Regions from separate parts of the Homo sapiens genome. Here region 1 is linked to region 2. Evidence: chromatin loops called from intact Hi-C (ENCODE). Cell type or tissue: B cell. All regions are shown on one strand. Each heading gives the region's core, and the rest is flanking DNA. Links, peaks and the distances in the headings are about the cores only.

What was found. A loop is a pair of places that touch in the nucleus more often than their neighbours do. Peaks named below come from ENCODE experiments on the same cell type or tissue, not always from the same donor. Only the 100,000 strongest peaks of a DNase experiment are listed, where the experiment ranks them.
Region 1: it touches region 2 in a loop (5-fold over the local background); 15 of 110 quality-filtered maps call a loop at or near these places.

What each region holds. Positions count from the first base shown.
Region 1 is chr1:192,541,642-192,549,987 of GRCh38, forward strand. All of the region lies in intron 4 of LOC105371664 (a long non-coding RNA gene), which reads right to left. Among named protein-coding and RNA genes, the nearest start is that of RGS1, 30 kb to the right of the region's middle. RefSeq lists an enhancer at 3,509-3,568. In B cell, for the core only: a CTCF peak has its summit at 4,816; DNase peaks (open chromatin) are centred at 3,620 and 4,460; H3K4me3 peaks cover 744 bases; H3K27ac peaks cover 387 bases; H3K27me3 peaks cover 369 bases.
Region 2 is chr1:192,472,670-192,481,015 of GRCh38, forward strand. No RefSeq gene overlaps it. Among named protein-coding and RNA genes, the nearest start is that of RGS1, 99 kb to the right of the region's middle. In B cell, for the core only: CTCF peaks have their summits at 1,606 (motif pointing right), 1,809 and 5,160 (motif pointing right); DNase peaks (open chromatin) are centred at 1,632 and 5,142; H3K27me3 peaks cover 1,379 bases.

The DNA of each region.
Region 1 (8,346 bases), core at 184-8,183, 69 kb after region 2:
AGAATATTCCTACTCAGGCTTTGCTTCTCAGCTTAAATGCTGCTTCCTCCATGAGGCCCCTGCTGTCTCTAGGTGACATAGGAAAGCTGTTTTCTGAGTTCCTATAGCATTCTGTACATTACTCCTTCAAACCAGTTATCTGATTTATATTGAAGTTGTCTACATGTCTGTTTCCTCACTAAAGATTCCTTGTCATAGACACAGTCATCAGCTTTTCTTATGTACTAAGTACTATTCCCAGGACAAAACTGGCACATGATATTTGTTAAATAAATCCAAAAATGAAATATTTATTTGCATAATAATGAAGACATTCTGTGTTACTTTAAGCTTAATAAATAAATACGGAGTTGGAAGCTTAGAGGGAAAATGTTTATCAAGAAAGCAGATATTGACTCTCATTGGCCTAGATCTAATTCCTATAGCAAACAATAAAGCAATGTTGGAGAAAGACAAAGTAGCAATTTATTTAGCTATTATTGTTCTTTCAGGGGTCACGGCCTTATACTTAGAGGTAAGTTCTTATATTCCACTATTTTCTAGAATTGGAGCGACTTATCCTTATAATAGAACTGTATTGAACATTTTGCTATTCCTTTAGCTCACCAAACTTTTTTTTATTCTTTATTTTTTATTTTTCTTGTGATAGGGTCTCACTCTATTTGTCCAGGCTACTGCAGTGCGGTGGCATAGGGTTCGCTGTAACCTGGAACTCCTGGGCCCAAGCAATCCTCCCGCCTCAGCTTCCCAAGTAGCTAGGATTATAGGCGCATGCCACCATGCCCAGCTAATTTTTAAAAAATTGTTTTAGAAGTAGGGTCTTGCTACATTGAGCAGGTTGGTCTTGAACTCCTGGCTTCATGTGATCCTCCTGTCTCAGCCTCCCAAGGCACTGGGATTACAGGAGTGAGCCACTGCACCCAGTCATAGCCCACCAAACTTTCTTAAACCTGTATTTTCAAATAGACTGTGTCCTCTATCTAAGAGGATGCCCCCAACACACTCCTTATTGGACAACCTCATATTCATCTTTTCATAGACAATATAAGGGCCATGTTTATGACCACTTTTCTGATTCCTTCTAGAGATAAATTCTTTCATGCTTCCAAAACCCTGCATGCACAGTTTTAGTACAGCACTTAACTTTATTTATTTACAACAAGTAAATCCTCTTTTTTCCCCTGTGTAGACTGTGACTACATAAAAGCATGGAGTTCACCTATTTCATGTATAATTTTTAAAGCTCAGCAATGTTTAGCACTTTTCATGGAACAAGCATGTATTCATACATTTAAAAGATGAAGAGAGAAAAGGAGGGGAGGAAAATGAAAAGACATGAAGATACTTGAGTAGCTAGTATTCTGATGCAAGTTAGTTTCTGTTTATTAGAAGATTTGGAAGCAAGCAGCAAGGTCAAAGCTATCTTCTTATTTCTGTTTGCATGTAAAGTTGTGGAAACATAAGGTGTTTCTAGAGTAAACTGCCGGCACCTATTCCACAGGTTCTTGGGTGTCAAGAGTCAATACCTAGCTTGTAGCTATGAGAATCCACTTTCGGGTGTTATTAGTGTTGGAAGGCAGTTGCAATGGTAGCAGTGCCCCACTTCTTAATTCCAGCATTCTAACGACTGCATAGCAGCTCCAGGAATTGTTCCTAAACTTACAGCTTTAGTGAAGACCTCAGAGGCAGTAGCTTCCTAGTGGAGTCAATCTGGGGTCAGTCCTGAACACCCAGCCTACTATCCTCTCCTTTAACATTTCAATAATTGTTTAAGTACATCATGTCCCGTATTTTTAAAATCCTTCTTGCTTAAAATACCTATAGTGGTAATTTCTGTTTCCGTTAGTGCATCCTGACAAAATAAGAGGGAACAAAGGGAAGGAGAGGAGAGAAAAGAGAGAAAAAGAAGTCTCGGCATATAACAACTTAATTTCAATCCCTGCACTGAGAGACCTGACCCACAGTAGCTAGTATGGTTTCTAAGCGGCCTAAGTTCACACCCCTGGTATGACCCAACCATCTCATGAATTTCTGCCTTCAAAAGCTCATGGGTGTCAAAAGCATTTCCTGTTTGTTCTGGCTAATACCTGATGATAGGCCCCTGATATTTCCTTCTCAGTGCACTTATTAAAAAAGGATTATAATTGTGAATCCTGTCTCTTTCCCTTTGGAGATATATATGCAGCTCCTACGACTTCACTCGCTCCCTGTCCCTACTCCCTCATTTTCCCTTTAAAGCACTCAGTCACTTCTGCACAAATCAGAATGGAGTTCAGCTCTTTCTTCTTCTTTTTTTTTTTTTTTTTAACTTTTTTAGAGACAGGATCTTGCTATGTTGCCCAGGTTGAGCTCAAACTCCTGGCCTCAAGCAATCCTCCTGCCTCGGCCTCCTAAAGCACTGGGATCAGTTCTTTCTCCTGTTGTCAGTCGTTTCTGAAGAAAATCTGTTTTCACTGCTGTAATGTCTGGCTTTATCTTAGACAAGAGAGACTTATTCTTTCTGCTCTTTTTCTTCAACTTTTGTAGGTCAACTGATAGCCAATTAGATTATAAGAATAATTTTTTATTTCTATAAAAATATAACATTGGTTCATTTTAAACAATATAGATCATTAAATATCATAATGATTTATTATGAAACCACATTTTCTATATATCTTTTAATGGAGAGATAGTGTTCTCTCTCCAGAATATTTAACCTGTGATTTTACCTAAAGTCTGACAGACTAAATACTTCAAGTACTACTCAGTATTATGAACCAATCCCATAAATATTAGAACTTTCTAGTCCACATATAGTTTCAAAGTAAACACTAATAAACAACATGACTCCAAAATTCATCTGCAGAAACTACAATTTAGTGTAGGAACTATAAACTACAAAATAAATTAACATTAATAGAATCGTTCTTTGGCTGGGCACAGTGGCTCACACCTGTAATCCCATCACTTTGGAAGGCAGAGGTGGGTGGATCACCTGAGGTCAGGTGTTCAAGACCAGCCTGGCCAACATGGTGAAACCCCATCTCTATAAAAATGCAAAAATTAGCTGGGCATGATGGCAGGTGCCTGTAATCCCAGCTACTCGGGAGGCTGAGGCAGGAGAATCGCTTGAACCCGGGAGGCAGAGGGTGCAGTGAGCCTAAATCGCACCATTGCACTCCAGCCTGGGTGACAGAGCAAGACTTCATCTCAAAAAAAAAAAAAAAAAAGAATTGCTTTTGTCAATTGATGAAAAAAGGAAATTCCAACTGATGCTTTAAAAGAGAAATTGCCTGGAGTAGAGAAAGACTGTAAGAGTTCTACTCTCTTTGGCCTTCGATTAAACAGAAATATTTCAGAGGAGCTTGAATCCTTTGAAACACACTTATACTGCACAGCGTGTTGCTATCCTCATTTCTGTTACTTAGGTTTTGCATTTTCAGGAAATGAGTAATTTGCCAAACATGCAGAGTCCCATTATTTAGATTCAGTTCTCTTGAAGGGATAAAAACAGTTGTTTAAGAGGGACTCGAAGATTCTTCACATTTTAAGCGTAATATACTTGTAAATGTTTCTCACTTGGAAGAAACTGCTGACAGGTGTGGTTGTGGGTTAAGCTTTAAGAAAGCTTGAGAAATTCCCCTGTTGACTAAGTATCAATTCACTGTAGTCCCAGAGCGATCGCCTCTGGACATCCCCTTTGAACTTTTTTTTTCCTCTAAAGGGGTTCATGCAAGAACTGTGATACACTGTATGTTCCTTCCTAAAAAGAAAGTACCTCCATGGACAACTTGAAAATTTCCAGCAACAGTAAACTTATTACCATTTTTCTCATCATTCCTAATCATTTTTAATGAGGAAGTGCAAACAGCTTGGAATCAGGAGCTATAGACTGTGAATGAAAAATGCAAACAACCTGGAATCAAGAGCTATAGATTGTGAATGAGTAGTCTCATTTAATCTCCACTGCATTCACTCCTAGAGAAGCTTGGAAAATTTCCCCACCTTTAAAATAAAATGGTAATTTTTTCAACTTGTAACCTCATAGAAATAGCACAAACATTAAAAAACAGAATCTGTATCAAAATATGTGAATTCTTTGAGGGACATTAATATTTTTGGCTACAATATTGGGATTATAATGGTAATTATTTGGAAAAATAGTATTATAAAACTTAATACTATTTTTCCAAATAATTACCATTATAATCCCAATATTGGCTATTCCAAGAAATTTAGCTAAAATAGCTGATGGGATTATCCCCACTTTTAAAGAATATTTCACTGAGAATACTAACAACTTCACTCTTACTACTTCCTCTTTTTAAAGTAAAGGCGATCTGAAGAAAGCATAAATGCACAAAAATATTGTACGATAGTCAAAAATAAGAGGGCATAGAAGATGGAATAAGCTGAATGCCTTTCTGGATGCAATCCCTATTGAAAGTCATATCTGAGGTTTGTATCAAAATCATGAGCTGAGATGGTATCCAAGGCAGGAAGGAGCAGATGCAGGCTGAGGAAGGACCTGTGTGTGAGGATTGCCTGAGGACTCAGAATACTGGGTAACTGCATGCATTAGGGAACTTGAAACCACCCACCATTAAGTACGAAACATGATTTCAACATGTTAAGGTGGCTTCTAATGGGTCTTAGCAGTTTATGGTTTCCAGGCTCCATTTAACTAATATCACAGAGACTTTCATTAATGCATGAAATACTGATGTACCTAATCTCTGCAGTCTTCATAAAATAATGACTCACTTTTGAAGTAGATGCTGGTACTTCTTTGGTACATTTGTGTCTTCTCTTTTTCATGTGGTCAGTGACAGTACTACACACCCCATAGTGGATGGAAAATGTTGAGAAATGTTCTGTGCAAATTCATGCCTATCATTAATTTCCTTGAGTAACAGAAATATGTACTTTATTTTTAATTAAACATAAACTTTTTTAGCTTATTGCTGTGGAAAGGGTTTTGTTGCCAAATTTTAAAAAAAATAAACGAATAGATATATAATAACGGTGTACGATAAATTTAAAAAAATACTTTTGCAAGAATATTCAGATTGCCTTATACACATTCTTTGGCAGGAGTGCTCAATTTCTATTTCCTGGCAATGCTTCGTGTGCAATTGACTTTTCATTTCCCGCATTTCCCCATGACTCCACCAACATAAGTTTGTTCAGCTCTTTTTATCTCACATATCACAATACCACCATAAGCACAGCACAAATGGCTGGTGAAAAAAGACACTAGTTGGGACAAAAAGCTTCAAATGCTCCTCTTATCCACAAGCAGAGAATTGAGCCGTCTCTAGCTGTGTATGTCTCATTACTTCTAAAAAACATAGGAAAAAGAGAGCCGAGTTATCACTCATCACTTATCAGATTTAACCAGGTGTTGAAATTAGAAGTCTGTTTACTGCTATGTGATTCACACTATAATAGATAAGATCATGACAGAAACTGGAAATACAAATTAAAGGTTCACCAAATCCATTCCATTTTATTTTAATGCAAACATTAATGAGTATTTTATTAAAAAAAAAACTATGGGACATAAGCTAAACTAGAAGAGGTGATTGTACATAAAGCATGAACCACAGTTATCTTAAGCAAGCCAGTAATGAACATGAACCAAAAAATCAGAAAATTAATATTGGCATGAAATCATAAATGAAATAAATAGAAAAGTGGGCAATTAGAACTCTAGTTTTACTTTTTAAAATATTTTATCTTTTAAAAACTGCATTTTCAAACATAAAAAAACTTGAATTATAACAAAATAATATTTATTATCCAAATTCAATAAATGTTCATTTTTTTCATATTTATATGACAATTTTAAAATAAAAAATATTTGGATATACAACATCTACTTTCCTCCATCCCAGACAGAAATATTATACCATCTCACCTATCAGCTATTGCTATGAAACATGCTGTATAACAAACTACCCATAACTCAGTGGTTTAAAACTATAATCTTTTATTTTCATGGATCTGAATGAAAGATCTGCAGATCTCATCAGAGCCCATTCATGCATATGAGGGCTAGTTGGAAGACAGCCAGTTAAGTTTTGGCTTGGCTGGGGCCATTTCACTCTGTTCCATGTATCTTCCCTTACGACTAGCCTAGGTATGTTCTTTTTTCCTAACAACGCAGAGGCACAAAAAAGCAAGGAGAAATACCAGTCTATTGAGGCCTAGGCTCAAAACTGTCACACTACCACTTCCATCTCATGCTTTTGGCCAAAGCAAGTCACATGGCCAAATCCAAAGTCAAGAGGGGGAAAGAGGCAGCCCACATGTAATGAGAGGGCATATAAGTTACAAGTCAAAGGGGATGAATACAGTAGGGGGTAAAAAATTAGGGCCAAAAACGCAATCAACTTCAACTCCCATTCATGTTTTTATATTAATCCTTTATGTCTATATCTATAATAATTAATGATATTTTTAATTGTTAAGATTCACATTAAAATGATATGTTTTCTTAACCTTGTGCAGTTTGACTTTCTTAATCATTTTGTTTGCAGTGATTACCTAAGTTGATCATTAAATTTATACTAGTTTTTACTACTAGTTTTTTAATTCTATAAATGGATTATAATGCATTCCTCTATTGATAAACATGTCAGTTTTCTCTAATTTCTTATTATTAGAAAAATGAATAAAATGAAAGTCTTGCATATGTTTCCTCATGCAAAAGTATGAGAATTTCTCCAGGGTGCATCTAACATAATGTATCTGAGTCTCAGGGTAAATATTCTTTCTACATTCAAGACAGCCAGTGCTGTCTAATAGAAATATAATGTGATCTCCAAATATAATTTTAAATTCTCTAGTTCCCATGTTAAAAAAATATATTATACACGTTTAATAAATTTTATTTAATACAATATATTCAAAATATTATTTCAAAATATAACCAAAATAAAAATTATCAATGTGATAGCTTACATTTTTGTATTAATTCTTTGAAAATTAATGTGTATTTTATACTTATAGCCCAGCTTAGTTCAATACATTTCTTTGTTGTTGTTGTTGTTGTTGTTGTTTGTTGAGACAGAGTTTTGCTCTTGTTGCCCAGGCTGGAGTGCAATGGCATGATCTTGGCTCACTGCAACCTCCGCCTCCTGGCTTCAAGTGATTCTCCTGCCTCAGCCTCCCTAGTAGTAGTAGCTGGGATTACAGATGCCTGCCACCATACCCAGCTAATTTTTTGTATTTTTAGTAGAGACAGGGTCTCACTATGTTGGCCAGGCTGGTCTCGAACTCCTAACCTCAGGCAATCCACCCGCCTCAGCCTCCCAAAGTGCTGGGATTACAGGTGTGAGCCACCATGCCCAGCTCATAGTTCAACACATTTCAAGTGCTCCATAGCCACATGTGGCTAGTGTCTACCCTATTGAACAGTGTAGTTCTAAATATTACTAAATTATTTGCCTTAGTGTTGATACCAATGTGTGAGCATTCCAATTGGACATCCTTATCAACATTTGGTCTATCAGATATCTTCAGTATTTTGCCAATCTGAAGGGTAAGCCAGAAAAGAACCCTAGTAGAAAAACTGAGGAAGTTTGAGTAAAGTCTGTAGTTCAGTTAATAGTATTAACTAATGTTAATTTCCTAGTTTCACTAATTATAAAAATCATTATAGAAGATGCCAAAATTAAGGGGAGTGAGTGAAAGTTATTCAAAAGTTCTGTACTATCCTTTCAAGGTTTCCATAAGTCTAAAATTATATCAAAATAGAAAGTTTTTAAAAGTCACCCCCTAATTGAACTTGAATTTCATTTCCTCCTACAGATTACAGGTATACTACTTCAGGCTTTCCAAAGGACAGTTTTTTATATGCTAACTGAAAGCGTTTTTATTTAAACTACAATAGTAGATGAAAGAATGTACTAATACTACTCTCATTTAATTCCATCTATAATGAAAGACCCACCAGACAATTTTGTGTCGGTGAATACTGGAAGCAAGGTAGCCTCTGGGAATTAAACTTGACACTGCTATTGTGAGTTCTGCATCTTTTCAATGTTATATCACTTTTCTGTACTGGTCTAATAGCACCAATTTTATTCTGCTGTGTCTTAAACATAATTTTGCAATTAGCATGCGGCACTTTCTCTACTAGGTAAACAGTAAAAACAATAATAATTCTGCATTGCTTTCAATAGTGTGCATAATGTACTAACCAAATGCCCTAAATTGAATAGATGATGAAAGTTACATTCCAACCCTTAAGAATTTACTAGAGAAGTTAAAGTAATAGATTCTTCCTTTCACTTGAACTGGTCTTTACATAAAATTTTGTCTTTCCCCACATTATTCCTCAGAAGTCTTCATGGTTGC
Region 2 (8,346 bases), core at 295-8,294:
ACATGATATGAATAGATTTTGATTGCCAAATGTATAGCTCTAGTTCTTCATCGGTTCTGAGCTCTAAATTCTTAGAGCTAGCTGTCTGTTGACATTTTAGTGTATACACTGCATGCATCTTAAAAGTAACAAGTCCAAAAGGGAACTCTCACTTTCCCACCTCATCTGTTTCTGTTTTACCTATAGCAATAAACAGCACCACGCTCTACCTAAATACTGCAGTCATCATCATTCCCTCTTTCCCTTATCCCTTAGATTTAATTCATGAACAAGACCTGTCAATTTTTCCCTCAAATATTATCTTGGATACATAACCAATTCTCAAATATCCATTTCTTCAAATATTTATATTGGATAAATATCCATTTCTTGACATCCCCATTTCTACCATTCTAGTTCAAGCTGGCATCTAGTCTTGCCTGGACTAGTGCAATATCCTTCTAACTGATCTCTTTGTTTATTTTCTTGTTTCACCCCAATCAACACTGCCCTCAGTATATGAGTGACTTTTAAAAAAATGTTATCTGATTGATTGACTCATTTCATACCTCATTGCTTAAAAGCCTTCAATGGCTTCCTAAAGAACTTGGAATAAAACACAATGGGCAGGTTCTTCTTTGTGTCTACCTCAGCTTGATCCATTTGCCCCATTTCTCTGTGCTTGGCATTTCTGGTTTCTTTCCTCTTCTCGTCTACCTCAGCTTGATCCATTTGCCCCATTTCTCTGTGCTTGGCATTTCTGGTTTCTTTTCTCTTCTTGTAAACATGATCAGTTCTTTTTCTCCTCAGAATCTTTGTCCCTGATTTTTTCCTCTACCTGAATTGCTCTTTCCCCTATTTTTCCTACAGTCTACCTTTCTTCTTTCATATGTCAACTCAAGCCACCTCAGTCTGTGTCAGTCCTACCTAAAGTTGCCAGCACACACATCAGATTCTATATTCTCCAAGTTTTATTTCCTTCAAAACATTTAAAACGATATATATTGATTTTGCTTATTATTGAGGAGTGATGATGAGTTAGGCTGGGCAGTAATTGGGCATTGTTTTCTCTCTAAACATGCTCCACATACACCCCATACATATCACTGAGGTCACAGGTACTTGTGGTCTAGTTGACCAGTGTTACCCAAATGCCCAGAGCTGTACTAGCACAAAAAAACCTGCTGAATTAGTACTTGTTGGATAAATTAATGAATAATCTTCATTATAAACAAATAAAGACCCTTATTTTTCAATATCAACCCAGAAGATCTAATCCTTGTGCATTTTGATGGCAAGTAAATCTAAGGAGGTGAGTCTATGTAACAATATAGTCTAGATTACAATAAGAAACCTAGTTAAAAGTAAAATGTGGATCTTCTAAGGTGATATATATCCCTAGCACACGGGAAGTATGGGTATGGAAAAAAATTCACCACCAATTTTTGCAGGTTATTTCAGACAACAGTCACACCTCACTGTATCCATATTTCCTTCTCAGGCCACAACTACCAATATCTGAAATTAAAAATCCTGGGTTCCAAGGTTATTTTTCTTCTCTGCTCATCTTTTTCACAGAAAATTTTTTCACTAAGATGTAATTGAGAGATTGGCCACTTGAGGGCACTTTAGCTCCTTTATAAACGCTCCGGAAAAAAAAAGCCAGCTTCCTTTCAGAGAGGCAAAAATCACTTTCCCTAATATTATATCCCTGATTCTGACACTTAAATCTCAAATTCCTAAAATTCAAATCAGCTACTACTAATTCAAGATATCAACATTACTCACTTATGGCATTATCTTTTTCAACTTTCTTATCACAACTCTGTCTTCTGTCTGCTCGCTCATGAAGAGAACACAGCAGTATCCATTTTAGGCTAATGATCAACAACTAGGGTGAATACTAGAATCATGTGGAAGAATTATCAAAATATGCCTTTTTGAGCGCCACTCTGATCCACTCAGATGCACTAAATCACAACCATCAAAGACGTAACATCAGTGTAAGAGTTTTTTTAAAAAAGCTTCCCAGGTGCTTCTGATACATAACTTGGATGAGAACAAGGGACAGGGCCAATGTTTCCAACCAGCCATGTAAATAATAATAATAATAATAATAATAAAAAATCCATACAACTCCTTCTGCTTACCCACAGAATCTGAGCACAAAGTAAAAAAGTATTTACTCCATTCCTGGGTTCTTATTCTTCCTAGATTCCTGGTTGCTTTTTGTTGTTCCAGCTCCCTGTAAAGGAAAGAATTATATCCCCATTTCCACCTTCACCACCTCATTTTAAGCAGCTCTGCGTTGCTCACATTCGCTTTCTAGAGTAATATGCTCAGCTGTGGTGGCACAGAGAAGGAAACTGGCCTAAATTTTGTCATAGGCAGCTAGAAAATATTAAAAAGTAGATTGTGATACCTGGACAATTTTCATGTTATTCCAACTGCGAGGGTGAGCTCTTCAAAAGCATAATGATAAAATAGCCTGTCTTTCATTGGACTCCTCAGAAAAGCACATCTGCGAACCATCAGGAAAAAAAAGTAACCACTTCATCTCTTTACCTCCTTTACCAGCATGGTCTCCCACCTTTGCTAACAGGTACTAAAAACTGGCTCTAACTTAAACAAGAAGAGACGTTTTCTAGGAAGAATCAAGAGTGGTTCTGATATAGGAGTTAAGAAATCACTTAGGCAAATAGTGAGGGTACTGGAGTCTTTGGTAAGGTTTTGCTTTTAATGAAAAGCAGCCCCAAATCATTTTCTTTTCTAACAAAAATCAGCCTGTGAATTCGAGCTGCAGGCATAGATGCCAGCAGTTGTGCCATTCGTGTTCAAAATGGCGGCTTCATCTTCTCTTCTTTTTTGCCAGCCAATGTACAGTAAGGAGCAGCCAAGATGGCGCTGGTCAAAATGGAAAGGACATTTGCATAACAAGGTTAGGGCTGGGTGACCAGCCTTCCCTGCCCACTTCATAAATGTCACACCTGATCAAACCAATCTTTGGGCCCTACGTACATCAGACACCTCCTCCTCAAGCCTGCCTATAAATCCAGCAAACTGCCACGGTTTGGCCTTTTCCCCTCGGAAGCCCCTCTCTCTCTCACTAGAAAAAGAACTGTTCTTTCTTTCTTCCGTCTATTAAACCTTCGCTCCTAAAATCCTCATGTGTGTCTATGTCCCAAATTTTCTTGGTGTGAGACAATGAACTGCTGGTATTTACCCCAGATAACGAAGCTTCAGTTTCAAGATGGAAAATGTTGTGAACAATTGCATCTCAGAAAAGGCAAGAACCAGGGCACCTCTGGGAATCTCTGCAGGCATCGTGGCATTTCCTTAAAGCATATGACTGCCCCAAGGACTGCCATCTAAATTTTTCTATCTGACTACCTTCAGTTCTGAGGCTTCCTCTGTCAAGGTTCTCATTCCCAAGGTAAGAAGTCAGACGGCCTGATGAGGATCCGGTATCCTTCTGAAGTGGAAGGACAGTGTCTGGTGAGCAGGTGTCATGGAGGGCCAGTGGCATGTGCCTGTTGGGAGGGGTGCTATGTGAGTCAAGCTGCACAGACAAGAATAGCATCTACTGTTTTGGCATCTTTCCTTACCACTACATGATGTTTCTCTGCTCTGAGGAGATCACACACCTTGATTTCTCCAAGTATGCTGGCTACAGTCACATTCCAGTGCCAGCAATGCCATTAGCTCCCTTTTTCAGGCCAAATCACATGTATTAGAGAATATATTTATTATTCCCGCAAGAATATGAGATGCAGGAGGGCTGTACATTGATTCTGCATATTTTTATCCCAAGCCTAGGAGGACAGCTCACTCAGGAGACAACTGGAGAGCAGCACCTTCAATTCACTTTTCTTGGAATCTAGGTTGTATCCTGATAAGAAGCATGTGAAAAAAAAAAATGTGTGTGTGCGTGTTGGTTGGGGTTGAGGGAGAGATGTTCAACACTAACATAGAATTAATGAATTAATGATAACATAGTGTCATATTGAGATAGTGAGATGTGCTGCACTTTGGAATAAGAGAGACATAGGTTCCTATCCTGTTTATTTAGCAGATTATTTAACTTGCCGGTGCATCTATTTCTTCCTCTATGAAATGGAGAAACAATCCTATGAATCTCTATGAGGACTAAATTGGATAACGCGTTATGCTGGGTGTGGTTGACTGGCTCCCAGCAGCCAACCCCACCCGTTTCCATGTTCCTTTTTTGTACATAGGAGCTGAGGAGATAAACGCTACATTTAGCAGACTCCTTGGCAGCAAGGGCTCTGGGTGTGAATTGTGTCTGCCAACCAGAGGGAGAAGTTGGACGCGAACGCTTGGCTGTTCCTGCTGGCTAGCAACGTGGTAGGAACAGGTTTCTGTGCAACGGAGTTTGCATGCGTATTTCAGACTTTTCAGTGTTTTGAGATTTGTGACATCACTGCAGTAATGACCTCAGAGCGGGCACTCCTAATGAGTCAGTTGCACATTGTTTTGGCAGTCATCCCACAATATCCACTCAAAAACCGACTTCTCTGGCCCTCCCACTGATTGTCAGGATCTCACTTGCAGTATTAACCCACTTCTGTTTTCAGTCTCTAGAGTGGTTTGTTTCCTATTCTGAGCAATGACTAATATAGACATACAAAGTGCTTAACAGAGCACCTTTCTGTGGCACTAAAAAATGCTTGATAAATATAGCTATTAATATTATTATTATTATCTGGTATTTGACCTTAATCAAGTTGCTTAACCGCACTAAGCCTGAATTTTCTTATCTATAAAACAGGGACTTCTTAAGGAACTGCTGTACAGATAAAATAACATAATGTATGAAAAGAGCTTAGCACAGAGAGTAGGTGCCCAGTAAATTTTGTGTATAATTATATATTCCTTTTATTCATTTTCATTTTTTCAACATATAAATTATTTTATTAGTCGTTTAGCTTAATCCACACATAGTATAACACTATAACAGCATCAAACTGTTGTATGCCAATGTCTATGTTATTGACATGTAGTAGATTTCTAAATGATTTAGAAATGTGTTATACAAGAAGCCAGGTTAAACTTAAATAATGAGAGTTTCTGCAAAACTAATCGACTGACTCTTACCTCTGGTAATTTTTCCTTAGACTTTATTCTGCAATCACTAGAGGGCAGACAAATACAGTGAATAATCAGTACCAGCTAAAGCAGTAAATTCTTAATGAGCTTTCTGAATATGGGTAGAAACCGTTATTTTTCAAACATGAAAATAGAAGAACAAAGATACTTACTATGTAAGGACACAAATATCAGTTAAAAGTTTATAAGTTTATTTTAACTTCATTGTTATATAAAATTAGTAAGCACAATTTTCTACCTCATACTTATGTAAATTTTAAAGTAAAATCATTCAACAACACATACATTAATTTTTAAAATTAACAAGATAATTAAATGATATATATTCATTAGAACAGAGAGAGAAGGTAGCATAGTAAGAGGATCATGAATCTGGGAATACAAAGACCCAAACTCCAAATGGGTCATTTTACCTATTAGTTGTTGTAGGCACAGTGCTTTGGGCCGACAAACTTTCAAGATGCTAGAAAAATGTTTGAAACTTGTAAAATAATTGATTCCAGACTTTGAAATGAAGACTTTTTATTTACACACACACACATGCACATATATGGACACAACCTAACGAGCAATATTCCCAAAACAGTAAGAACATGTTGGAATCTTGATTGAATGGTAATAAATGATTTTCATAGAACTGCCCTCTTTACAATATTGGGTCTTACAACCTATGAATGTAGTACGTCCTTCTGTTTCTTTGTTTATTTGAGTCTTATTTTAATTCTTTTAAATGATATTTTACACTTTTCTATGCAGAGTTCTTGAACATATTTAGAGTTAGGTGTGTAAATATTTTTATACTATTTTAAATAATATCCTAATTTTAATTTCTAACTCTGTTACTGTTACATATAAATACAATTTCTGTACATGGCTGAAGTTATCTAACTTGCTAAATTCTTTTATTAATTGATATTAACTATGTGTAGAATCTCTTGAATTTTCCATATATATGATCCTCTGTTCTGCAAATAATATCAATTTTCTTACTTTGCTATATTTTTATTTTTATTTCTTCTTCCTACTGCATTGCTACATATCCTCCAGTATATGAAGAATTAAATTAATGACAGTAGTCTCCTAGCCTTTTTATTGAAACAGATGGAGAACTTATTTATAATTATACATAATATTTGTTAAAGGTTTTATCAATTTTATTAATATTTTAAATTTAGCAACTTTGATGATGCCTTTGTTTATGTGTTTGTTCTACTCCTTTTTTTCTGCCATGTTGTTTTTGTTTCTATTATAGCCTTTGGATTGAATTTGCTCTTTTTTTTCCTACATTCAACACCATGAAATGGAGGTTTAGTTGATTGATTTTTAGACTTTCCTGTAAAATATAGACATATAGGATTTTCAATTTAAATTTCTCTTTGAACTCATCTTTAATACAGTCCCACAAATTCTACATGTTGTACTTTTATTATGTATTTCATGATATTCCTAATTTTCATTGTGATTTCTTCTCTCATAGTTTTTATATAAACACATTTTTTAATTTTCAAGTATACAGGCTGTTTCCAGTTTGGTTTTCTTTTTTGTGGTCTGGTTTACTTTATTTTTACTGTGGTCAGAGAACACACTGTTATTTTAAATGCACTGAAATTTATAGATGGTTTATGTGTGATAGAGGGATATGAATTTTGCAGTTTCAAAGTTTGTATTACCATTAGGGGAAGCTGCTTTGAAATCTTCCCATATCACTGTGTATTTAATTATTTCTCAATCTAGTTCTGCTCATTTTTATACATATATATGTCATATAGTTTGTCCATTCCAAATTAGAATTTATATTGCCACTTGCTAAACTAAACTTCTTGTAATTATGAAGTAGTCTACTTAATCTCTAGTGATATGTATTGCCTTATAGTCTATTTTGTCTGATATTAATGTGTTTATACAGCATATCTTGATAAATATAACCTTGTTTTGTAGAAGTTGTTGGTGAAGCAGGACAGATCAGTTATATAATTGGTACACATAAGTATAAAAACTGAGTTGAAAATAATAAATTATAATTATTCCACCTGAAGTCCCAGCATCTTCATTCTGAAATTAAATTATTTAGTAATTTTTCAATATTATATAGATTAAAATCATCCTTCTATATCCTTAGACTGTGCCTTTTCTAGTCTTCCATATCTCTTCTCTTCCTTGGTGTGTAATGTTTCACCTCAAAACACGTTTGATGCACTTGCTACTGATATGGACAGGAGATAGGGAAATACTGAGTAAAAGAGGGCAGTTCCCCAGCAAAGGCTTCACCCTTAAGCCTGGAGACCCACAGCCCTAAGTGGGAACAGTCATTTCTGTCTTTGTACCCAAAAAGCTGCCTTTTGGCCCCCCATGCCCCTCTATCCTGTACCCACAAAAACTCCGAACCCCAGGCTCCAGAAGCAGACAAGCAGACAAAGAGACAAGGAGATAAAAACACAAACAGTGGAACAGCACAGCAGAGAAAACAAAGAGAAGGAATTTCTGAACACTGAGAGGAGTTTGGCTGGGGATGGTGGAAGAGGAGCTCAGCTGCTGGATGGCCAAACTCCCAGGTCAGGTCATTTTTCCACTCCATCCCCCTTCTAGCTCCCCATCCATCCTGCTGAGAGCCACCTCCACCACTCAATAAAACCCCACATTCATGGCTTGGGAAGGCTCAATTCTCCTGGGATGCTGGGCAAAAGCTTGGGATACAGAAAGCTGTCACATTGGCCCTCTGCCCTTCTGTAAAGGCAGAGGGACCATTGAGCTGGTAACACTTAAGCCATCTGCAGATGGCAAGGCAAAAATAGCTGGAGGCACCCACCCACGGGACTGGAGCCCAAAGCACTCACCCCGGCTCCTACACATGCCCATCTGCATGCTCCCCGTCTTGTCAGGGGTTTAAGCAGTGAACAGTGGTGGCAATGGAACAGGCGAGCCACACCCGTGTTGCAAGTACTATGAGGGGGATCAGGGAACTCTCCCATTTCACTACCAATCTAGCTTTGGGACTCTCCATGGCAGGGCTACATCTGGTCTAGCCCTTCCTCTGCAGTCAACAGAATACACTTGACCCATCAGTTAGTCTGCTTCTGAAAACTTATGCGGTCTATGAAGTTTCTCCTCACAACTGTAAGTATTATTTATCTTTCTCTGTGTTCTAATTTAGGAATGGTCAGGGTTCTAAATATATATATATATGTGTGTGTGTGTGTGTGTGTGTGTGTGTGTGTGTGCATGTGTGTGTATTTTTGAGAC